Regions from separate parts of the Homo sapiens genome. Here all the other regions are linked to region 1. Evidence: chromatin loops called from intact Hi-C (ENCODE). Cell type or tissue: PC-9. All regions are shown on one strand.

Evidence for each region. Peaks named below come from ENCODE experiments on the same cell type or tissue, not always from the same donor. Only the 100,000 strongest peaks of a DNase experiment are listed, where the experiment ranks them.
Region 2: a loop joins it to region 1, with 6 times the contacts of the local background. A loop is called at or near these places in 5 of 110 quality-filtered maps.
Region 3: a loop joins it to region 1, with 12 times the contacts of the local background. A loop is called at or near these places in 6 of 110 quality-filtered maps.

Annotation. Positions count from the first base shown.
Region 1 is chr3:127,955,400-127,963,399 of GRCh38, forward strand. It overlaps KBTBD12 (kelch repeat and BTB domain containing 12), which reads left to right. Exons shown (of 6, transcript NM_207335.4): 5 at 7,790-7,987. Among named protein-coding and RNA genes, the nearest start is that of KBTBD12, 44 kb to the left of the region's middle. In PC-9, CTCF peaks have their summits at 4,717 (motif pointing left) and 4,928; DNase peaks (open chromatin) are centred at 4,602 and 6,702; H3K27ac peaks cover 1,175 bases.
Region 2 is chr3:127,742,496-127,750,495 of GRCh38, forward strand. The region is part of intron 3 of MGLL (monoglyceride lipase); the gene reads right to left. It overlaps LOC107986127 (a long non-coding RNA gene), which reads right to left. Exons shown (of 2, transcript XR_001740893.2): 1 at 4,165-8,000; 2 at 1,721-2,822. Among named protein-coding and RNA genes, the nearest start is that of ABTB1, 74 kb to the left of the region's middle. RefSeq lists enhancers at 4,158-4,669, 4,527-4,636. In PC-9, CTCF peaks have their summits at 4,074, 4,288 and 5,939; DNase peaks (open chromatin) are centred at 4,456 and 5,446; H3K4me3 peaks cover 1,239 bases; H3K27ac peaks cover 4,747 bases.
Region 3 is chr3:127,787,779-127,795,778 of GRCh38, forward strand. All of the region lies in intron 2 of MGLL (monoglyceride lipase), which reads right to left. Among named protein-coding and RNA genes, the nearest start is that of MGLL, 31 kb to the right of the region's middle. RefSeq lists enhancers at 2,594-3,197, 3,198-3,800, 3,726-3,825. In PC-9, a CTCF peak has its summit at 3,518; DNase peaks (open chromatin) are centred at 3,553 and 3,943; H3K27ac peaks cover 1,792 bases.

The DNA of each region.
Region 1 (8,000 bases):
TATTACAGTAACTGCATTTCAAAGATAATTTTAATGGTGAGTTAGTTTGTGAAATGAGAAGACCAAGCTTTATTGTGGTAAGATTTTACCCTTTTCTTTTGATAAAATTCTAAGCAATTTTTGAAAAGTGTAAGTCTCAAATTACCTAGGTTGCCTACTAAAACGGCAGATTCCTGGCCCTCACTATTGGCAGATTCAGAGTCAGTGAGTCTAAAATGAAACCTAGGAATCTGAATTGTAGGAAATATAGAGGCAATTCTGGCGTGAAAAAAATCACAGGATTGCACTTCGAAAAACACAGATGTTCTGAGGAAAGTGGAAAGGTAATATCATATTAATGGACATATTATATGCTCAAAATATTTGCTAAGCATATGTTACATAAGCCAGGCCCTGGGCTGGCTTTTAGAAGAGATACAGATGAATAAGGCAATATCTCTTCCTCTAAACAGCATCATTGTGTACTTGAATATTCTAGGAAGTTGGATAAAGTTACTTGCTCAAAGTGTCCTGGCACTGATAAGCCAGAATAGGCTGTCAGTTATGTTCTGCTCTAATTGCAAGAGTGTTCTGGGCTTAGATATACATTTCATACATTCATGATGAACAAGGAAAGAAATGCTTTACCATGGCCAAAGAAGTCAGACAAGATATTCCTCATGCCTCCTTGTTCTGAAAAAAGACTTGGATTTAGAGATTCAGTAGCTCTGAGCTGGAGTGAATGGCTCATTATGTTTTTGCTATAAGTATCTATAAAATATATTTCCAGTTAATCATATGAGGGGTTTTAAACCTTTATTATCTGGCACCCTCAACAAATAACTCAGAAATAAGTACTCTAAAAGACCAAAGTTTACCTGTGGCTCCCAAATTGCAACTTAGCTATAGTAATTTTTATCATTGATATCCCACAAGTTCACAGGGAGTTAGCATTCTATATATTATTGTGACAGTGAGTTAAAAATTACACTTTATTCCATCAGTGTGTAATTATAATCCTGTATTATATATGTTTTCATATTTGTCCTTTATTTCCCAGCAGACTCTGAGTGTCTTATGGACAAAAAAAAAAAAAAATCCTCAAACTTGTTATTCTATGACACCCAGTACAAACATGAGTGGGTATCCAAAATATACTTTTAGATTGCTTAAATTAACTACAAGTTTAAAATGTGTTTGATTCTGAAATTAGAATGTTTAGAAGCTTCTACAGTGTGAAAGCCCCACAGGACAGTACTCATGTTACTGCGCGTGGATGAGAAATATCCTAGGAGAATGCTGTCTCAGGCTCTGATCTACTAGTGTGTGTCTGCAGGAAAGCTTAATGTTACAGAGGCAAAGAGTTGTACAACTATACAATCTGTGCTTTGCTTTTATGAAAAAGAGGTAAATTGTTAAAGAAAAAGAAAACATGCCAATAACAAGGATTTAAGAAAGCAAATCTTAGGCATGTCTTTGTGCAGCTTAATGTGTAGAACTGTCTATATCCATGGCATATTATAAACAGCAGATCATTTTGTTACTCCTGAATCCTTAAGAAAATGTTCCACTATATTTGGTATCTTCAGTTCACTAAGGCAGAGAAGAACGTAATACATATTTTAAAACAGTATAAAGAGTTGAAATGGAAAATTTTTGTGCTTTAAAGAGGAAAATATCGATTACCAAAAAACTGTCATTTGGAGTAATATGTACTATCTTTCTTCCTTTATCCTAACTCATACATGTGATCAATATTTTTATCACTCCCTTCCTCTGCCATTTCTTGGGTAAATATGGAAATGAGCACAAACTATCATTTTCTGTAAATCATTTCACTTAGACACAAGATAAATATGCCAAAGACTTATTATAATATTTTTTCTTTAATATTTATTTCACAAATACTGTCAAGCATCCTTTAGAAGATATTGTGCTTAGCACCTCAGGGAAGATAAAGATGTAGACCTTGCCTTCAAGGACTTATAAAATTTTGTGTCTCTTTCATTTCTAAGCTGTGGAATAGGTTTGACTAATAGCTCTTTGCAGGACCACTTCATAGAAGTACTAGTATTAGGCAGGCCAATCTGGGGGAAAAGATGAGCCCAACAACAGACAGCAGTCATTTTTCTCAGGATCTGAGATTAGATTCCTATATTCTTAAGAAGATGACTTTTATAATCAGCCAACTTTTAGCTCTTTGGATTTAGGACTTGCCATATTCTGAAAAGCCAGTTATCACTTTCTGTTTTGACCGCTCCCCCAACCGCCACCAAAAAAAAAAGTATAAGAAAAAAAGATACCTAGGACATGAGTAAGGAGCTGACCCACCCATGCATTCTGTTCAGTGTTTGTGTCTTCACTGTCCGTACCCAGTGTAGAAAGTGTTGGGGATACAGATGTGATTAGACATCTGCCCTCAAGGGACTTACAGTCTCATCTAACAAGGCAACATATAGGGAGATAAATTAGAGCAATGTATTTTCATAGGAACCTTGATTTCTGTTCAGGACAGTGGAAGCCTAAAAAGAGGGAATGGCCAATTCTGTGTAGAGACATGAAAGGCTTTGTGAGAGGTTGAAGGTGGAGCTGAGCCTTGAAAGAGGAGTAGGGGTTTGCCAAGTTGAGGAGGAGAAGAGGCCATTCTAGGCGGAGAGATCAGCCCAAGCCTAGGCCTAGAGACAAACAGCCTCCCTTATTTGGAGAATGGTTGAGTGTTCTGGTGCCTCAGGGGCAGGGGCGGTGCAGGAGGGAGAAGGGCAGACCAGGCATGTGAGGAGTTAGGAGCAGCTGGGTCACCAAGACTTGGTGTCTGTAGGGGAGGGGATGGGTATGGGAGGCACTGAGGAGGTACAGTCAGCAGAGTCGGTGACTGCTGAGAGGAGGGCTGTGGTGACATTCATCTGCAGCTGGCACCTCTAGCCTGCTGTGGCATCTATGGGCCATCCCCTAAGCTCACTCCCACCCACCACGTCCAGGCTCTCCACTCTGTGCTCTCCCCTTACTGGCCCAGGCTTTAGACCTGCTGGGACCCCTGCAGGACAGACTGGTGGTAAGATGGAGAAGAGACAAGGAAAAGATGGGCCCAGGGTTTGAAAGGCCCAGACTCGACTGAAAATCCACTAAGACCCAGTGCTGGGTTGACACAAAAGCCCGGGTATCACTCAGGATCAGATGGGACAGCATTGTGTAATTGCAGCTTATTTGGCACTCAGGGCCCAGCTCCAGAACGTTCTATTAAACCAGCTATATGTCCACTCGGAAGTTATCAGATAATTCCAACACTTGATTTTTCCCTCCAAAATGAAGCAAAATCAAGCTGTAACAAATGGAACTTGGTCTTCCCCTTGAAGCTCTTTTATTTGATTTTCATAGTCATCTGTGTGGGGTAGCAAACAAAAAGCAGACAGATGATTGTGTTTTCCTGGCCTGGCAAGAAAAAGCTGGTCAAGGGCTATGAAGGCCAGCAGATAGAGAGAATGGAGAATGGCCACAGTACATGGGGGCCCAGCAGCCCTGTTCTGTGAGCCCAGGCACCCTATTGATGAGCACTGCACAGTATCAACCAGAATCCGGTAGAAGGCAGGTAAGCAGCTGTCAGCCTTGTACTGAAGGGCTTCATTCTGAAAATACCCAAGAGCCTCCTGTGTTAGACTTTAGAAAGTGGCAAGAAGCTAGGTTCATGTTTTCTAGGGTTTTAGGCACCAAAGCTAGAATTCTGATACGAGGTTGGAAAAAAATCAGAGAGCTGACAACTTGTGTGAGAATGAAACAAATCATCACAAGCATTATATTAGCAGTGAATAGATCATGTCTGACATGTGAGTCAGAAAGTAGCCCATCCACTCAGATATATGGGCCAGTTTAACTCCTAGAAGCCTATGCATTGCAAAATCCTTTTCTATTGTTAGGTCCACCAACAGCTCCTACCTCTCTCAAACATTTATGACCAAATGAGTTACTCTAAGTCATGTCAGGGAGCTTTTCCCTCTGCCTGAAGCCTGAGAGGAAGGCTCTGCCCATTCCTCAGCCCTTTGGCCTTCTGAATCTCTCTATCCAACCCCGGAAGAAACTATTAAGGACAATTTGACCATACAGTTAGTAAACCATCAATTATAGACATAGCAAATAATTAAATTGAGAGTAATCAAAGGTAGGATTTCAGCAACTTTAATAAACACCGGTTACTCATGAAACATCCTAGAACATGAAAGAGAATGAGAGTTAACATTTGGGTGCCTCCTGCATGCTAGCCATTTTGTTTACACACCGTGCATGAGAATAGGTATTAAAGAAAAATTCCTGTGGCAATACTTGTGAATAGGTATACAACAAATGGGAGTTCCTCCTTACCCTTCTCCACCCTTACATGGTTGCCTAATAAGTGAATCTTTGCAACAGGTTATGGAATTGCTGTCATTATCCTTAATTTACTGATGAGAAAAGGCTGAGATAAATTAAATTGACCAACTTTGTCTAGCTAGTAAATGGTGACACAGGGTAGGGACCAGGGTCTGAGTGTTTCCAAAGTCCACATGCTTTTTCCAAGGCACGTGGGTGCCGACAATAGTAAATATATGTACATTTTTCCCCTAAGACTGGTTTAGCACGACAGGCAACTTTGGAAGCTTATCTGAAGGATTACAAACCCCCACCTCCTGTTCTGGATCAAACCCAGGGGAAAATAGAATAAGCCTGCCACCTTGAGGTGACCCTGCAGGCAGAGGACATTGGGAGCAAGCACCACTGCATTCAAGGGCAACTTGGGCAGCGAGTACCACTCCCCTCTGCTTCAGCCAGCTCCCTGCCAGGCTTTGTGTGGGAGGAGAGGTTCACTCCTGCACCCCACAGAGAGGAGAGAATCTAAAATAGCCACACACACAAGAAGGAGGGAGTCTTTATAGAAATGATAAAGAAGAGAGGCAGGCATTGTCCTCTTCTATAATTTCCCCCTTTCCACTACGCACACACCAAAAAATATAAATAAATAAAAACCAGGGTATATATTTTGCATTTGAGGTCCATTTGGATATGACCTGCAAATATAATTTCTATTCATTTGTCTGTTTTTGAATAAAGAAAAGTCATGCTCAGAGGTTCGTATAAATTAAAGATATGGAGGTATCTCATTGAAATTCTACAGATGTACTGATCCTACCCCAAGACACCTCTCATCAAAAGATTTCTCTTGTAGTGCTGGTGCTGACTTATTAATGAAGATCATGCTTTCATTTGATTATTTACCTAATCAGGATTCACCTTCAGTTTAAGCTCATTAAGTCTGCTGCTAATAGAGTGTACTTGATGGTGGAATTACATCCAAGTGAGACAGAGAATGTGTTCAGGCATTAATGGTCAGAAACAAAGACAGAGCACGCTGTAAGCTCATGTCACTCCTTGAGTGGAGCGTGTGAACTGCCTGCCAACCAAATAGAAAGGGCTAGTTTTGTAGAGTTAGGGCTGAACATTATAATTAAATACACTTGGTAACAGAGCATCAAAAGTGACAACACTAATTATTGCAAAAATCAAGAGAATAATACCCATTCTGTATATGCGTCATGTTGGGGAAGTCTTCTAATGGGCTTTTATGTGAAATTTGTGAGCTGGATTCAGGATGCTGGTTGCTCCGTGTGCCCTAACCCAACTCCAGTGACTCGCATTTGACCTCTTTGCTTCCACTTGCTGGTCTTCTGGAGGAGCTGTAATACAAACCAGCCTAGTAACATTTCTCCTGGATCTCACAAAAACAGACAACTAGATCATCTTACTCTTACCTTATGGGTGATTGCTTGTTTCAACTCCTATGGTTAAATCCTCCTCTTTAAGTCCTTCTTGCCCTACAAATAGGAAACTCCACTTTTTGTTAGGCTGAGAAAGCTCTCGCTACCACAGTGCCACATTGAAAGAGGGCCCAGGAACAGCAGAGCTGTGCCGTTAACCGAGGCCAGTGTGTCCCCTCCTTGGAAACGCTGCAGCTCAAACTTGGCACTGTAATGGGCTAAATTATTTATCCAGTCGGATAAGAGAGAAGGCAGCTAAAAGCCTCCTGAGTTAGTTTATAGCCTCAGTCCCTGGATTCAAACTGAGACAGGAAACAGGTCAGTTTATATCAGCAAAGAGAAAAAAAGACTTTTCCTTCAAAGTGCCCTTCCATCAGCTTTTATGCCTGGCATAAGCCCCAACCATGGTGAAAATAAGCTGTTCCCATCAATCTTCTTGGATTCATTGAGTACTGTGTGGCAGGCCCTGTGATATAAAAGATGCAGAATAGTGGCCTTTGGCCCCAGTAGCACACTCACTTGGACAGGCAGGGAAAGCACATGCAAAATTAAACTTCTCATTCTTCATTCCAACACACAACGTGTCAGGCACTGGGCTAGGTACTAGGGATGCAATATGGAAAACGACAGGCCAGTGAGCAAGATAGGAAAGCAGGTGATGGTGAAAATACCACCTGACTGATGCAGTGATAGGCAAAGGGTATAAAATGACACTGAAAGAAGACAGGCCAGGAAACACATGAGATTAATTTCTCAGTATGTGATACATATAGTAAAAGCCATGAGATCAAAGCAGAGTTCTTAATTTTGGTTTTGAGATCGCTGTCAACAACATACTCCAGTATCAGTCACCACCCAACATATGCAGTTTGCACAGTGACTCTTCCAGGACCTCTCTATGTGAAGGAGAGCTGGTTTACCTGAGGCCAGTGCTTTACAGGCTTTTTGATTAGTCACACAGACCAGGCTGTGAGTCTGGATAGAATGAGGTCATCGATGAGAGGCGTGTCTGCAAATACAGGCATGTCCCTCCTTCCGGGGGGTTTACCTCAGTCTCAGGAGCCATCCTTCAGATCAGGAAATATGGCCCTGACCTTGATGACCTTCCAGTGTGGACTTGGGAGGGGAAAATAAAAGCAGTGCATAGAAATGTGTTTCTTGTAACAGTGGATAGGAAATTTGTATACAATTATTTTTCCAATGGAGAGTTGTACTTAAAGTCATGATTCTCTAAGTGTTATTTATATTCCTTGTTACAGTCCCTGGACTTCTAAATCTCACTTTTATCTCTTTAAGACACCTGTCTTGATGTCCTCTACTTTATTTATTTGCAAACACGGCCCTTTCCATCCTATTAATTTCTTAACAGCAGGAAACATGTTTTATGCATCTTTCAGAACTCCTTATTATAACTTAGCACATTGCCTTACATATAATAGGCACTTAATAATTATCTGATGAATGAACTATATCATCCAAAACTGGAAGATGCACTGGGCATTTGGGTTTAGGGCCTTTCCTGAAATTTACCAAAGAATAGTCCTTCCCTAGTTGGGAAAGATCATGCAACTTAGGAAGAGAGGGAGAAACCAGCTTGCAATGATAAGGGATGGGAAGAACACATTCCTAGCTAGCCACATCAGCAAAAGCATTGCTAACCATCAACAGCAAGGCAGATGTCAAAGTCAGGTTACCTTTACAGTCAACCCTGAAATTCTTATTATAAAGGGGATGCTCATGATGTGAACCAGCATTGGATATTATAGAATATAAGCCAGTGGTAGACTCAGTCTCATGCATGATCACAAACAAGGAGAACACTATGAATAAAAATGACATTGAATGTCGCTATGGAGTACACAGTAGACATCACTATTGCTTAGAACTTGTCTTCAAGGTAGCACCTGGCAAGAAAGAGAAAAGTTACAGTCCCATAAACCTTTGATACAAACCATGCAGGGGGCAGTGCTGTCCACAATTGAGTTTCAGTTCCTGATCCTCTCATTTCTCCACATAATTCTCTGCAGGTGGCATTGGCTGTGTAGGTCAAGACAAGGGCCAGGTTCGAAAATGCCTTGACGTGGTGGAGATCTACAACCCAGATGGGGACTTTTGGCGAGAGGGCCCTCCCATGCCAAGTCCCCTCCTCTCACTCCGCACCAATTCCACCAATGCAGGGGCAGTGGATGGGAAACTCTATGTCTGCGGGGGATTCCATGGAGCAGGTATGGGTCCAGT
Region 2 (8,000 bases), 210 kb before region 1:
AGGAGACTCGCTTGAGCCCAAGAGGCAGAGATTGCAGTGAGCTGGGATGGCCTCACTGCACTCCAGCCTGGGAGACAGAGCGAGACTCCGTCCCAAAAAAAAAAAAAAAAAAAAAAAAGCTACAGAAGGCATTGTTTTGGTCTGAAGAACATGCAGCTCAAGTTATGTGTTTCTCCTCGCTTCTTTTCTTAAGGCAACCTGTTTTCTCTACCTTTGGTGGGGAGAGAGAGAGCCGTATCACTACTACACGTGACCCAAACAGTGGATCAGAACATAATCTGGGCTGTCAGCCCACTGATTTGGAAGCCCTGATTGCAGGAAGAGACCATGTGGCCGCTTGAGCCATTTCTTGCTATGTCACCAGGCTGGTGTGCAGTGGCGGGATCTCGGCTCACTGCAACCTCCACCTCCTGAGTTCAAGTGATTCTCCTGCCTCAGCCTCTCGAGTAGCTGGGATTACAGGTGCCCACCACCATGCCCGTGTAATTTTTGTATTTTTAGTAGAGATGGGGTTTTGCCATGTTGGCCGAGCTGGTCTTGAACTCCTGACCTCAGGTGATCCACCAGCCTTGGCCTCCCAAAGTGCTGGGGTTACAGGCGTGAGCCACCGCACCCAGCCTGTTTGAGCCATTTCAAATGCACCCAAAAGTGATTTGACAGAAAGCCAGCTCAGTGGCCACCTACATGCCAAGAAACAATCTTCCAGTTTCAGCAGATTCCCCTGAAATTGCTGTGTATTTTCAGATTCCAGTCTTTAACCTCAATGCTTTATTGGAGAGAGGATGCCAGCATCTCCATATTTCCTTCCTACTTCAGGCTGCAACTTGAATATGCTTTTAAAAAATTTAGCTATCATTGTTTCAAAAACACACTTTCCTAATGAAAGCCTGGTTTGTTTTCTATGCTCCTGCGACATCCAATAGCAGGGCATTATATACCAAAGTATAAGGAAATAAGACCAATGACAAATTAAAAGCAAAGGAACCGCTTCCTTAGATGAAATGCCATAGGTCTGTCCCTTTTTGCTGCCACTACAAAACTATGTTTGGCCATCAGCCGACACATTCCACTAATGCTAAAAAAAAAAAAAAAAAAAAAAAAAAAGTCCAAGCAGAGAGTACTGGAACAAAGGGAGGCTCAAAGTCACAGGTAGAAGGGGCCGGAGAGGCAATGTGTTAGACAAGAACTGCGTGCCACCCCTACACGCTGCCCTTCCCTCTCCAGGGCAAGGAAGAGCGTATGACCACAGGGGCTCTGCTTTTCTCGCTTTCTAAAAAATGTACAGATGGCAAAAAGTCCAAGATCACAGCTTGTTGGCCTGGAAAACAGTTTGTTTCCCTCAACAAAAGCCATTTCCTTCTCTTCTGTTTGCTGATGGTCCCAGTTTCAATCCACGGCCACTCAGCACAACATGTTTTCGTCCCCCCGACTACCACTGCACTGAGTTACCTTAGAGCGAGGAAGGATGTCTCCCTTTGTGGCTCTCTGCATCATCCAAGCACAAGCTCGGCTTTACAAGAGAGATAAAGGCAGAAATTAATTTCTTTACTAATTGACAACAGCTTGAAAAAGGTATAAAGATGCCAGAATTCAGCATATGGGCTCTGGAAACACATTTCGACTCAGAATTTTTTTTTAAGCTGTTACTACATGCTTTATAATGTAACCAACTAAAAGGCTGCTAACGGTGCAGCATTTTTGAAGTAATGCATTCTCAGGATTTCATATTTAGAAGGTTTATTTGAAAACATCCTACTCTCCACTGTATAAATAAGAGGAAACAGAATGACAAAAAGTGTCATAACTACGGTTCTTGGCATCTAGCAAGATGATCTTCCTTTTGTATCACGCTGCGGGATGACGATCTGGGTTTCAGAAAGCGGTAAGTGGCTGGTTCCGTGGGGTTAGCGATCACATTGCCACGTGTCATGCCCACAGTGGCCATTCTCCTGTTGATTTTCTCTCTCATGAAATGTTAGGGCTCTGTGCAGCTCTGGGTTGGCCAGAATCATCCAGAAATGCCAGACCTTTCTCTCAGAGCTCTATGATGAAAGTTGCATATACAGAAAGTGCCTCTGGCTTATAAATAAGTGACAGCTGCAGAGTGGGGAGAGGCTTTTGCCACTAGAAACTTCCAGGATGCATGAGATCAAGGAATTAAGTCTGTAACAAAATAACAGGATGCTCTGTGAAGTCCAAAGAATTGCTTGAGGCAAACTGCAGAGCTCCATGAGATCAGCAACCCCAAGAGCTTTTACACCGCCGGACACGGTTTAATAGGAAAAAAATCTCCTATACTGTATATTCAGAACCAAATGAAGAGAAATGTCAAAGGAGTCGGAAACAATATGTCAAATTAGGTAAATTCCTGACCTGACCCAGATTTTGCAGAACATTTGATCCTAAACTGTGCTGTCCACGTCCTTAAGATCACCTTTATCTGAGTTAGAAAACAGATGACAGAGACCATGTTTTGGCTAATATATATGCTTCTGTCATACACCTGCTGACCGGCAGAGTCCCTGGAAGGCAGCAGAAAGCAGGCAGGCAATGGCATCAGATCCGGGTACAGACCACAGCTGCTACGTCTTAGCTGTGTGACCTTGCAAACGTCTCCACCGCTATGATCCTTGGTTTCCTCATCAGTGAAAGCCGCCATCGGGGCCAGGGTATTTACTGAGTGGATTGCTGAAAGGGTTAAATGAGGAGGCAAGTGAAAGCACCTGTCACACAGTAGGCATCCAAAAAATGCTAGTCTTCCTTTCTCCACCTTTCATGCTTAGTTCTTGCAGGGATCGACTTGAGTGTCCATAAACAGATGGCTGGATAAAGAAAATGTGGTGCATTTATACACGGAATGCTGCTAGGTCCTCAAAACGAATGAAATCCTGTCATTTGCAACAACATGGATGGACCTGGAGGCCATTATCTTAAGTGAAATGACTTAGGCACAGAAAGTCAAACGCCGAATGTCCTCACCTGTAGGTGGGAGTGAAATAATGTGCACACATGGACATAGAAGGTGGAATGACAGACACTGGAGGCGTGGAAGGATGGGGGATGGGGGATTGAGAGATGACTTATGGGTACAATGTACATTGCTTGGGGGATGGTACACTAAAATCCCAGACTTCACCACCACGCAATATATCCATGTAACAAAGCTGCACTTGTACCCATACATTTATATGAATAATAATAATAAAAAAGAAAGCCTGCTTCAGGATGCCGGGGTTCCTGGTGCAGTGTCCATCCATCCTCTGGGATGCAGCTGCCTTGCTCAGGCCACACAGGCTTTCCCAAAGCTGTGCCCTGAAAGAGTCCCAGCCCCCATACTGGTGTCACAGCTGCCATCCCTGCAAGTGGGGACAGAAGGCACAGGGGCGGGGCATGGAAGGGGAAGGCTGCACAACGGACTGACCCTTCACAAGACTGGCGCTGGAACTTTACATTTTTGTGCACCATGTTAACAAAAGTTATTTTGACTTTACTGAAGTAAAGGCAAAGAACAGAGTTTGAATAGAATGAGTGACAGCAGCTTGGGAGATGGGGGCCCAGACAGAAACAAGGAAGGTGGAGATGGAAGAGATGGAAGATTGAGAAGCCAACAGCACCGGCCAGGGAGACTGGGGAAGAGGAGCCTGTGAGAACGCCTGGGATGGTGAGGATGGAGCTGAGGCCAGCGGGAATGAGCACGTCCTCCTGACTCTCCTTCAGGGAGAAAACAAGCCCCAAACATGCGGCCATGGCTCCTGAGTTTTCTAACATGGCAGCTCTGCACAGCGTCCTTCCTACATTTCTGGCTGCCTTCAAGCTGTTCGTGGCTCCTGGGCAGGTGGCAGTCCCCCCTGCACTGCTCACAGCACTCTCTTGTCCTGGGCTCACAGATCCACCCTGCCTCAACTGCCCCCAGGCGGTCCCCATTCACCCTGCCACGATCTTCCCTTCTCCACCCTGCCCTCCCTTTTCTCTCTGGTTCTGGGGGCCTCATCCACACAGAACACTTAAGACACCCTGGTGTGATCCCTGGGCTGGTTTCTGTTTCATTTGGCTCCAGGTCCCACCCCTATGTTTCCCACCTGTCTGGAACCAGTTATGTTCCCCTCCCAACCTGGACCTCTAGCTGCACCCCCTGTCTTTGTGGGGGTAGAACTGCAGGTTCACATTCCACTCTTCCGTCTCCCTCTGCGTCCACTCCCTCCAGAGGCATGCACGCCATCCTTCTTGTCCTCTGCCACTCCCGTAGGGAGCCTCCCTCTCGTCTACTGGGGCTGGTTCCCTGGCCTTCCAGCCCTTCTCCCCACCCCCAGCCCCCAATCTCCCTCCAGCCCAGTGCATTCCACAAGATCCACCCAGTCCATGGGCCTGGGGAGGAGATAACCCTGCCCCTCCCTCCTCCTTCCTGAATTTTCCTCAGGGGACGGGGTCTAGGAAGCTGGTCCCTGGGGTGGCTCCCAGACTCCTGAACCTGCGCAAACAAGTGACTCAGCCCTGTTCTCGATTGCTGATGGAGCCACCTGAGGTCACAAGTGGGTCATTCTGTGTCTGCCTTTGTGTGTCCCTGTCTCTGTTCCCTTCTCTTGTACTGTGTCTCTGTCCCTCCACTTAAGTGGACATAAGGAGCTCCTCAGCCCCCTCTTCAGTACCTGCTCTTTGATGGGCTGTTGGGAACATCTGGAGATTTGGTCTGGGACTCAGGGGAAGTGACCCAAGGCCACCATCCCAGGCCTCCAGGCAGCAACCACTCACCCATCCTTGCACTCCTGCACATCCTGGGCCTTGCACACACACCTGCTCCATCTGAAACACCCCTCCACCCTGTGGAACATCTGCGTGTCTTGTCTCTCCCCTAGAAAAACCCCCAGCCTTCTCCTGTGTGTCTAGAGGTCCAACTCCAGTGTTATCACAGGATGGCATAATCAGGGTCTACTACAGACCCCTGCTGGACTGTGTGCTCCTTAGGGGCAGGGTGCCTTGTGGTGTCTTTGTATCTCCAGCACCTAGAAAGTACCAGGCCCACCACAGATTCTCAAGAATAAGAGAACTCATCAGGACAAGAGCTTGTGGTTTCTTAAGTCACAGAACAAGAGGTTCCCTCCAGGGCAGCTAAGAGGCCACGGAGACTTGTAAGCACAGGGTCTCTGGTCCAGCCCAACGCAAATGGGCACAGGTATGATCATTTCCATCAAGTGGCTGTCTACAGACTTGGGAAAGAAAACCTCAGGCTCCCTTGAGACAGGAGCTTCCACGGTAACACCTATTTGAGCTCCTCAGCTGCTGTCTCCAAGGTGACGCCCAGAAACCGTGATTGGAGCGGGCTTCTCCTTCCACACCTGTGGTCCCTGGGGTGGCTCCCAGACTCCTGAGCCTGCACAAACAAGTGACTCAGCCACATCCTAGGGAAGGGGGGTCCTCCCACTGGAACAGGATTTGGCCACAACCTGGCACTCGGGGACCTGGTGTTGAAAATGAGTCAAATGGGGACAGATGCTCTCTCTTCCCAAGTCCACGTGAGATTTCACGCGGGGAGGAGCCACAGCGTCTGGTATTAAGTAAAGGAAAACTCATTAGCAAGAGACTCGGAGCATTCTAGGACAAGTGTTGAAAGTAATCCAAAACAAATATAAAACAACTTGCAACGCCCCTCACTGGATCTGACTAACACGGGCAGGGCTGGTTTAATATTTTTCCATAAAAGCATGCCTACCCAGACTAGGGTGGCCTCCTCTCCACACCACAAAGAGGCGCCTGACACTCAGAGGACCATTCGAATTAAATCCGAGTCATTCTCAACTGAGGGTTACGCATCGCAGTCTGTTGACATTGTTCCATCCTTGATCATTCCCCAGAGAGAGAGAGACCACACAACAGAGGTGGGAGAGGGAGGAGGGAGGGAGGGAGAGAGAGAGAGAAAGAGAGAGAGAGAGAGAGAGGGAGAGAGAGAGAGAGAGAGATATTCCTATCTTGGTGTTATGGGCTGAGCTGTTTCCCCAGATTCACAGGCTGAAGCCCTAACCTCTAGTACCTCCGAATGGATACAAGGTCTTTGCCAAGGTAATGAAGTTAATATGGGTGGGCCCTAATCCACTATAACCCAAATGTACACACTAGATGGGGAGGACCATGTGAGGACACAGGGAGAAGACGGCCACTTACAAGCCAAGGAGAGAGGCCTCAGAAGGAACCAGCCCTAGCAACACATTGATCTTGCATTTTCAGCCTCCAGAACTGTGAGAAAATAAATCCCTGCTGTTGAAGCTCCCCAGTCTGTAGAATTTTGTTATGCTGGCCCTAGCGGACTCATACACATAGCATCTTTTCATTTACGCTCCAACAGCCCCGAGTGGTGTGCAGCTCCCTCCACAACTCTCACTGCCACGTGACTCTGTTCTTTTGCAAATGTAATTCTCTTTGCTTGGAATGATGCCCACCTCTGCCCACCTCACAAACTTCTATTCAACCTTCAAAACCCTTGTAGATAGCACCTCCTCTGTGCAGCCTCACCTTGCCCTCTGCCCCCTTCCCCAGGGAGTGCTCCCTCTTCTCTGTGTCTACAACCCTGATCACTCTCTTACTAAGCATGCTGAAGCCTGGGTTTGGCAATGTGTCGAGATGCCTGTGATCTGGGCAAAGTCGGAGCCTCTCGACACTGGAATGAGGACTCCTCTCTAGGGCTGGCACAGGGCCTGGCGTGCCGCAGACTCTCCATGTATTCATTCAAATTCTCAACTCTTCTATTTATTTATTAGTGACTGTCTTGACTTTTGGATCAGAAAACTTCATCCTGGAACCTCCCCATTACTCTGAAATAAAGAACATTTTCATCAGAACTTGGGAAGTGCAGCATCTAGCCAAGATCTCCAAACAAACACCATTTTCTGATTGAAAGAAATAAAGCAAATGCTTCCCAGAGCTTTCTGCTGTAAGGAATTAGAATTTACAAATTCAGATACCATTCATTATAAAAGGAAAAGTGCACAGTGCCCTCTTCTATTCCTTTACTTCTAGCTCTCCCGCATTCCACATTCCATCCTTTATTCATCCTTACTCACTGAGCACTTGCTGTGTGCTGGGGGGATGGTTTGGCATTCAGCAGTGGACATTGCACCCCTCGCCAGTGCCTCTCATCCTGTGGCCCAGAGCAGATTCTAGAAAGAGGGCCTTATACACACCCCTCATGACAAGATCAGTACAGATCTTTGTCATGGTGGGGGTCAGACAATAAACACAGAAAATCTAAAGCGAGTCTGACCACTGGCAGTCTGGAGGGAGCGGGTATGTGGTGCGTGTGTATGTGTGTTATGCGAGGGGGTTTACTGTTTTAGAGGAGGCCTAGCTGAGAAGGTGATATTTTAGTAATGACCAGAAGGAGGTGACAGAGCAAGCCATTCAGACATCTGGGGACACATGTTCCTAGCAAAGGGGACAGCAAGTTTGAAGATTCCAATGGGCCCAGTAGGTGGGAACAGAGGGGAGGCCAGTGAGTTGGAGCCAGGGACAGGGAGAGATGGGGCCAGGTCACGGGGGCCTTGTAGGCTTCTTGGGGACTTTGACTTTTACCCCGAGGGAGGTGGGAGACACAGGTGGTGGGAGCTGAGGAGGGCCATGGTCTCATCTGGGCTGAAGGGATCCCTCTGCCCGTGTGTGGGGACTAGACTGCGGGGGTGAGGGTAGAGGCTCCCTGCTGAGAAAGCTACTTCTGTGTCCCGTTCGTCTCCTGGTGTAATCAGGGCACCGTTTCTTCTGGGTTTGCTGTGGAGAAGGCATCTGAGTGACAAGGAGGGCATAAAAGGTGGTCTGGGACACTGGGCTAGGAACTGAGATCCAGTTTTGCTCCCGGCTCACTGGGGGCCTCGGGCAGGCCACGTGCCTCTTCATCTGCGCAGCCAAGGAGACGGTCTCCACATCTCCCGTCACGCTTCAAAGGCTGCACTCTCATTCTCTAACTTCAGAAGCAGCTTATCAAAAAACAGAGGGTAGTGCAAAAACGAGGGAGAGAG
Region 3 (8,000 bases), 170 kb before region 1:
CATCCTCCACTTCTACCAAACTCCGTCCTGCCAAATTTTATGACTTTAACAAATTTGACCGGCACGTCTGCCGTCCGGGCTGCGTGTGGGCTTGTGAGAGTGCGTTGGATCCCTTTCCAGTAACTAAGGCAGGAGAGCATGATGGCTCTGTGGAAGCCCAGATCTAACTTGTCCTTCCTCTTGGAGTTCCAGGGGGCTTTGGTTCCTCTCTGTCTCTGGCAGGGCTCCTGCAGCGACAGTGCACGGGAGACAGAAATAGAACAGAGCCAGTGAAGGAGCTAAAATCTCAGAGGAAACTAGAAATAGACTTCTCCTTTGTATAATAAAACAGATCAATAACGCCTGCCTCCCAGGGAGGGCCTTTGAGAGGACTGATTGAGAGAATTTATGGAAAATCACCAGCATGCTGCCTGGTACAGAGTTAGGCATTAAATAACATCCAGGGCTGACAGCTGACACCTTGGCCAGATACAGGTCTAAGTGTGTTATTACATATCAACTCATTTAACCCTCACAGCACCCCCATGATGTGGGTACTGTTATTACCCCATTTTACTGATGAGAAAAGTGAGGTCCGCAGGTTGGATAGCTTGCCTGAGGTCACACAACTAGTAGGTTTTGAGCCCAGCAGAATTTTAACTCAGCCAGGCTGGCTGGTAAGTCTGCCTTCTTGACCACTGTAATTAAATAATAAGACAACACCACGTAATGGTCAGGTCATGCCCCAAAAGCCCCTCACCCTGACCAGCTTATCCTCTCTCTGGTCACCTGTCCCGGCACCCCTACCCTACCCTGTACTGCAACCACAGGGAAAGACGTGTGGTTCCTCCACACCCCCTCTGTCTATGACCCCATGATTGGGCAGAGGCCTGCTCTTGCCCTCTGCGCACTCCGCAGTCCTTCCACGCTTCCCCAACACTGAGGTAGGCGCACCCTCCTGGGGCCCTGCATTACTCTGTTCATGGCTCTTATCCAGAGTTCATCATCAGGGCGTGTAGGCCCTGTGTTCTTTGAGAAGAGATCATGTTTTATTCATTCATCCTGGTGTCCTGTCCCTAGCAGCCGGCACTGCCTCTGCTCCATGAACACTGAATGAATGAATGAATGAAATGCATCAGAGATAGGAGAGACAACTGTGGGCTGGAACAGTCATGAAGCATTCCCGGAGGCCTACAGACCACTCCCGCAGTGCCCAGTAGTTTTGAAAGCACTCAATGCCCCAGGTTAAATCCCTTTGCTTTGCCTGGCTAGAGAGGCTTCTTGTGCTTGCAGCTGAACCTGGTTATCCAAACGCTCCACTGGAGAGGTGGGAACTCTCTTGGGCTCAAAAGGGGTGGGGGGATGTGCAAAGGGCATTAAAGGTGGGGCAGGAGGGGGTGGAATGCCAAGGGACACAAGGCCCTGAGGCATGTGGTGGCCAGGAGGAGCTGGGTATGAGTGTGAGCAAAGCCCAGCCATGGTGGGAGGAGCTGCTGTGGATCATCCCCTGTGGGCTCAGCTTCAGGAGCCCTGGGCTAGGATGTGAAAAGGCCCGGGACCCATCTACGGCTGGAAGGAAAATTTGAGATTTGGGAACACAATGGGAATTAGACTCATCATCCCTGACACCCAACCCAATCTTAGCTTATTTTTAAAAGGCATATTTTGGGGCGGGTGAGATGGCTCACGCCTATAATCCCAGCATTTTGGGAGGCCAAAGTAGGGGAAGACTGCTTGAGGCCAGGAGTTTGAGACCAGCCTGGGCAACATGGTGAGACCCCATCTCTACAAAAACATTTTAAAAATTAGCAGGGTGTGGTGGTGCAGCTACTTGGAAGGCTGAGGTGGGAGGATCACTTGAGCCCGGGAGGTGGAGGCTACAGTGAGTCATGATCACGCCACTGCACTCCACTCCACTCTGGGTGGCAGAGCAAGACCCTGTCTCAAAAAGAAAGAAAGAAAGGAAAGAAAGGAAAGGAAAGAAGGAAAGAAAGAAAGAAAAGAAAGAAAGAGGCAGACCTTTAATAGAGGCATTTTCCAAGAAGAAAACAAAATTATAACCATAATAAAACAAAGTCACAGCACAGGTAAGCATTCTTTGATCTAATACTCCTTTCAGAATGGGCACAACTCAGACCCAGAACAACTTTGCATCCAGCATATTTTAGCACAAATGCTGCCACCCACCTCCAAGCTATGTATTTTTTTATTATCATAAAACACTACAAATCAGAAGCCCTTGGTTACGCCAAGGTGGGTAAAGTGACAATCACCCTGATTAGTAGTAAGTGTGCTCGCTGATTAAAAAGCAGTATCCTGTGGGCTGGGGCCCTGGAATCTGATTCTTTGGACTTGAATCCTGGATCTGCCCCTGACTGGCTGCAGGCCTAGGTGACAAGTGACTCAATCACTCTATGTCTCAGTTTCCTCATCTGTGAAGTGGGTACTAATGGTAGCACACACCTCCCAGAGGCTCCGTGATGATTACATTGGTAATGAGTGAAACACGAGCCCAGCGTGCATCGGAGCACTCAACCCACATGAGCTAACATTGTCGTCTCCCCAGGTGTGATCTCAGCATTACGTAACATTCTAAGCCATTTGACAGATTAGGAATTGGGCATGGAGCTGTTAAGAATTTAGCTAAAAATGCACACATGCCAAGCTTGGAGGGAGAGAGATCTGATTTGAAGACCTTTCTTAACCAGTACACTACATTGCCTGTCGTGGACGATTTACTCCCACTGTGACCTCATGGCAGCAGGAGATGAGATGGAGGGAGGGGGATAGATTGGACAATCCTGAAATAAAGGCACTGTTAGTCCTTCCTTTCTTCCTTCCTTCGTCCGTAAGGAACACTAAGCGTATTTTGTGAAGCCACTTCAGAATCCTGAGTTGAATGAGACCCGGTCCACTGCCCTTACGGAAGTCGCATGGGAAACAATTTCCCTGACTCCCTATTTTCCCGTTAGCACAGCCTGACTCCAGCCTGCCCCGCAGCCTCTTGCCTCCCCCACACCAGAATGCCTGGATTTCTAGCTCAGTTCTCCTACTGAAGTCCAGCCAGCCTGCCCACTTCCTGGGGGACCCTAGTCTAGGAGCCTGATCCTTCTTCCGCTCACACTGACAGATCCCACGAGTTCCCCCGTGGGCTGGTGTGTGAACTTGCTCTGATGGCAACCCCAGGGGGTAGCCGGCCCCAGTGCGGTGAGGCCCAGTCCTCCATGTCACCCAGTCTTCCATGCCACCCGTACCACTGAGACTGCAGCTGAGGTTGTGCTGTGCCTGCCCAAAGTGCATGCTTAGTTAGGGTATGGCCGGCCCAGCGTCTGAGGAGGCTTCCTCTTCCTTTGGTGCAAATGCCCTGCTGAAATAAGTGCTCCCAGAAATAGAAGAAAACTGCAGAGCCTGACTCCCAAATTCCCTGTGTGAGGAGCTTTACCTTTCAGTATGAGCTTTCTTCAGATCATTGAAAGATCAGAGTCCTAAAGGAGCCTGAAAGCTCCTCCCGCACACCTCTCTGTCCCAGGCACTAGAGGGCCACCCCGCCTCCTCTCTCCCTCCTTTCTTTCTCACTTCTTGTTTGTCTTTGAGCCATCCTGCTTCAAAGCTCTCTGAGAAGCATCTGCAGCCTCCAGGCTAACCACAGTTCAGCTCACATTTCATGTCCTGATGATTCTACATGGTTGCAGTTGATTATGTTTTGTTTATATTGGGAGTATCTGTGCATCTCTAAGATCCCCCTACCCCGACCCCTACCCCGAAAGGGAAGGAATGCTTATTGAGCTAAGTGCTTTACATATGTCATGCTGTGGACTGAACTCCATAATTATATCATCTCCAGCCTCCTCCCAAAACTGTGAAACAGGACACTCAAATATTAACATGGGCTGTTTATCTCAGTTTTAAACTCTTGAGGCCCGGAGTTCCTTCCTTGCCTTTTATGGAAATTCCTTGAACTGCATCGGCTCCATTTGTGTTTGTTCTGCCCTCAAGGCAAGAGGAGCATGAGTCCTTTAACATGCAGCATCTGTTGGGAGTAGTGACTTAAACCTGTAATCCCAGCACTTTGGGAGGCCGAGGTAGGGGGATCACCTGAGGTCAGGAGTTCGAGACCAACCTGACCAACATGGTGAAACCCCGTCTCTACTAAAATACAAAACAGCCGGGCATGGTGATGAGTGCTTGTAGTCTCAGCTATTCGGGAGGCTGAGAAAGGAGAATTGCTTGAACCCAGTAGGCAGAGGTTGCAGTGAACCAAGATGGCACCACTGCACTCCAGCCTGGGCGACAGAGCGAGACTCTGTCTCAAAAAACAAACGAACAAACATGCAGCATCCCGGCCCCCAGAGGCCACTCACTAAGTTCAAATCTATATGTCTAGGTCCTTCTCTCTAGAAATTTACATCTATCAATCTGGCTTTCAGATACTTGTGTTATATCAACCCATCCACGTTTTTTTCTTGCCCAGACCAAGACTACAGCCAAAAGTCCATTGCTGTGGTCCACACATGCATCTCTAAGATCTGAGGGACAGGGGTTCGAGAAAGGCTGGAGTAATGGCAAAGGGATTGCTGTGTGATGAACCCTGCCTTGTTATTTGAGAAAGTCACTCACAGCCTCAAGTGCCTCAGTTGGAAAACAGGAATAATAATCCCTGCCTTGGCAGGTCGCAGTGGCTCCCGCTTGTAATTCTAGCACTTTGGGAGGCCAAGGAGGTCAGATCATGAGGTCAAGAAATCGAGACCATCCTGGCTAACATGGTGAAACCCCGTTCTCTACTAAAAATACAAAAATTAGCTGGGTGTTGTGGCACACGCCTGTAGTCCCAGCTGCTCAGGAGGCTGAGGCAGGAGAATCACTTGAACCCGGGAGGCGGAGGTTGCGATGAGACGAGATCGCGCCATTGCACTCCAGCCTAGTGACAGAGCGAGACTCTGTCTCAAAAGAAAAAAAAAAAATCCCTGCCTTGCAGAAGTGCTTTGAAGATGAAAAGCTGCCGGTAGGTACCAGTTCACTTCTCTAGGCTGCCTCTCCTGCGTGTGCATGTTAGGGTTTCCTCAGTCAAGCCACTGGAGAACATGCAAAGCTATGCGGGCCCTTGGGAAGACTGCTCCAGACAGCCTCTTTACACACATGGCAGGTTTTCTGGCCCGTGTTTTGCTTTTTAACACATCTGGTTCCCATGAAGCAGGCACATCTGGGCAGAAACTGAAGGGTTCCAATCCCACCCAGGGGTCATGACTCAAAATATTTTTTCTTGGGAGCAATGATGTTGATTGTCAGCCTACCTAAGTCTGAAGGAATTCTCCATTCCTCCTTGGCTGTGAGCCAGATGGAACCCTTCCCAGCTCCAACATGCGAACCACAGTGGCTCCACCAGAGAAATAAAGCAATCGGAGTCGACCAGGCACGTGGCAGAATGGCAGCCGCCCTGGCCCTTGGCTGGCTCAGCAGCTCCCAGGCCACATTCGGGTCTCACTCTGTAACTTGCATGAGTCTAGGGAGAGGCAGGGAAGGGCCTGGCTTGGCAGAATTGCTAAAACTGCAGGTTAAAAATCCCCAATTGGCATAAATCCTAATAAGGGAAAACATTAGAAAAATAGGTTGTGTGTGAATATAACTTATTTTAAGAATGATAACAGTAACATATTTTGAGAGCCTATGGGCCAGGCACCGGGCTAAGGGCTCTCTATTCACAATCTCCTTCCCCATAATTAGAGAAGCTCTAGATCCCACGGAATCTTTTCAGATGTCAGTTTCTTCCCCTCTGCATAAGTGGGTCTTATTTTATAGATGCCAAGTCTTCTTCATTTTTTTTGAGACGAAGTCTTGCTCTTGTCCCCCAGGCTGGAGTGTGATGGTGCAATCTCGGCTCACTGCAACCTCCGCCTCCCGGGTTGAAGTGATTGTCCTGCCTCAGCCTCCTAAGTAGCTGGGATTACAGGTGCCTGCCACCACGCCCAGCTAATTTTTGTATTTTTAGTACAGACGGGGTTTCACCATGTTGGCCAGGCTGGTCTCAACCTCCTGACCTCAGGTGACCCACCTGCCTTGGCCTCCCAAAGTGCTGGGATTACAGGCGTGAGCCACTGCGCCTGGCCAAGTCTTCTTGAAGTGTGTTGGAAGTTACTGGAAATTTTCTAAATATCTTGAAGTAAGACTGTCTTCTATGATGTAAGACTATCTTCTGACTTAAGACTATCGTCTATGATGTTAGACTATCTTCTATGAAGTCCGGCTGTCTTCTGTGATATAAGGCTGTCTTCTGGCCAGGTTTGATGGGTTATGCCTGTAATCCCAGCCCTCCAGGAGGCCGAGGTGGGCAGATCACTTGAGGCCAGTAGTTCGAGACCAGGCTGGCCAACATGGCGAAACCCCATCTCTACCAAAAATACAAAAATTAGCTGGGCGTGGTGGCTTGTGTCTATACTCCCAGCTACTTAGGAGGCTGAGGCGAGAGAATTGCTTAAGGTCAGGAGCTCCAGACCAGCCTGGCCAACATGGTGCAACCCTTTCTCTACTAAAAATACATAAATTAGCTGGGCATGGTGGCATGCTCCTGTAATCCCAGCTACTAAGGAGGCTGAGGCAGGAGAAAAAAAAAAACTGTCTTCTATGAAGTAAGACTATCCTCTATTATGATGCCAAACTGTCTTCTATGATGTGAAACTGTCTTCTATGATGTAAGGATGTCTTATATGATGTAAGGCTGTCTTCTATGACATCAGACTGTCTTCTATGATGTAAGGCTGTCTTCTATGATGTAAGACTGTCTTCTGTGATGTAAGGCTGTCTTCTGTGATGTAAGGCTGTCTTCTGTGATGTCAGACCGTCTTCTGTGATGTAAGGCTATCTTCTGTGATGTCAGGCTGTCTTCTATGATGTCAAACTGTCTTCCATGATGTCAAACTATCTTCCACGATGTGGAACTTTCTTCTATGATGTAAGACTATCTTCTATGATGTAAGACTCTCTTCTCTGATGTAAGACTGTCTTTTATGATGTAACACTGTCTTCTATGATGTAAGACTCTCTTCTATGAGTCTTATGTAGGCCTCCTCCTCAGGATACCCCCCTCCTTTGGGCTGCAGAGTCTTTCAGATTTCTGTTGAGTTTTTATCTTTTGCTCGTCCTTTTGGAAGAAAGTTAATGTGTGTCTAGTATTAGAAACTGAGGTAGTTAAGCCACTGTGAAAAGCAGTTTGGAGATTTCTCAAAGAACTGCAAACAGAACTGCCACTCAACTCAGCAATCCCATTACTGGGTATATACCCAAAGGAAAATACATCATTCTACCAAAAAGACACCTCCACTCGTATGTTCATCACAGCAATATTCATGATAGCAAAGACATGGAATCAACCTAGGTGCCCATCAACAGTGGATCGGATAAAGAAAAGGTGGTACATATATGCAATGGAATACTATGCAGCCATAAAAAGGAACAAAATCATATCCTTTACAGTTAACACAGATGCAGCTGGAGATTACTAAACAAATTAATTTATCCTAAACAAATTAATGCAGGAACAGAAAACCAAACATGGTGGGGTTTTGCATGTTCTCACAAGTGGGAGCTAAGCATTGAGTACACATGGACATAAAGCTGGGAAAAACAGACACTGGGAATTACTAGAGGGGGAAGGGAGGGAGGGGGGCAAGGACTGAAAAACTACCTATTGGGCACTATGCTCAATACCTGGGTGATGGGATCAGTCATACCCCAAACTCAGCATCATGCAATAAACCCGTGTAACAAACCTGCACGTGTATCCTCTGAATCTAAATAAAAGTTGATACTTTAAAAAAAAATATGAGGAGATGATGATGAGGTTGCTGTCCAGACCTTTCAGCCCAGATGAAGCAAAAGGCTTAGAATTACCTTAAGTAGTAACTAAAAAATTACATTGAGGAGGAGTAATTAATGTTCCTGATGAATTTATAAAGTGAAAAAAGCATGCCACCAAATCTGCACATATGTAATATTGAAGAATGCACACACCAACTCACACATATAAT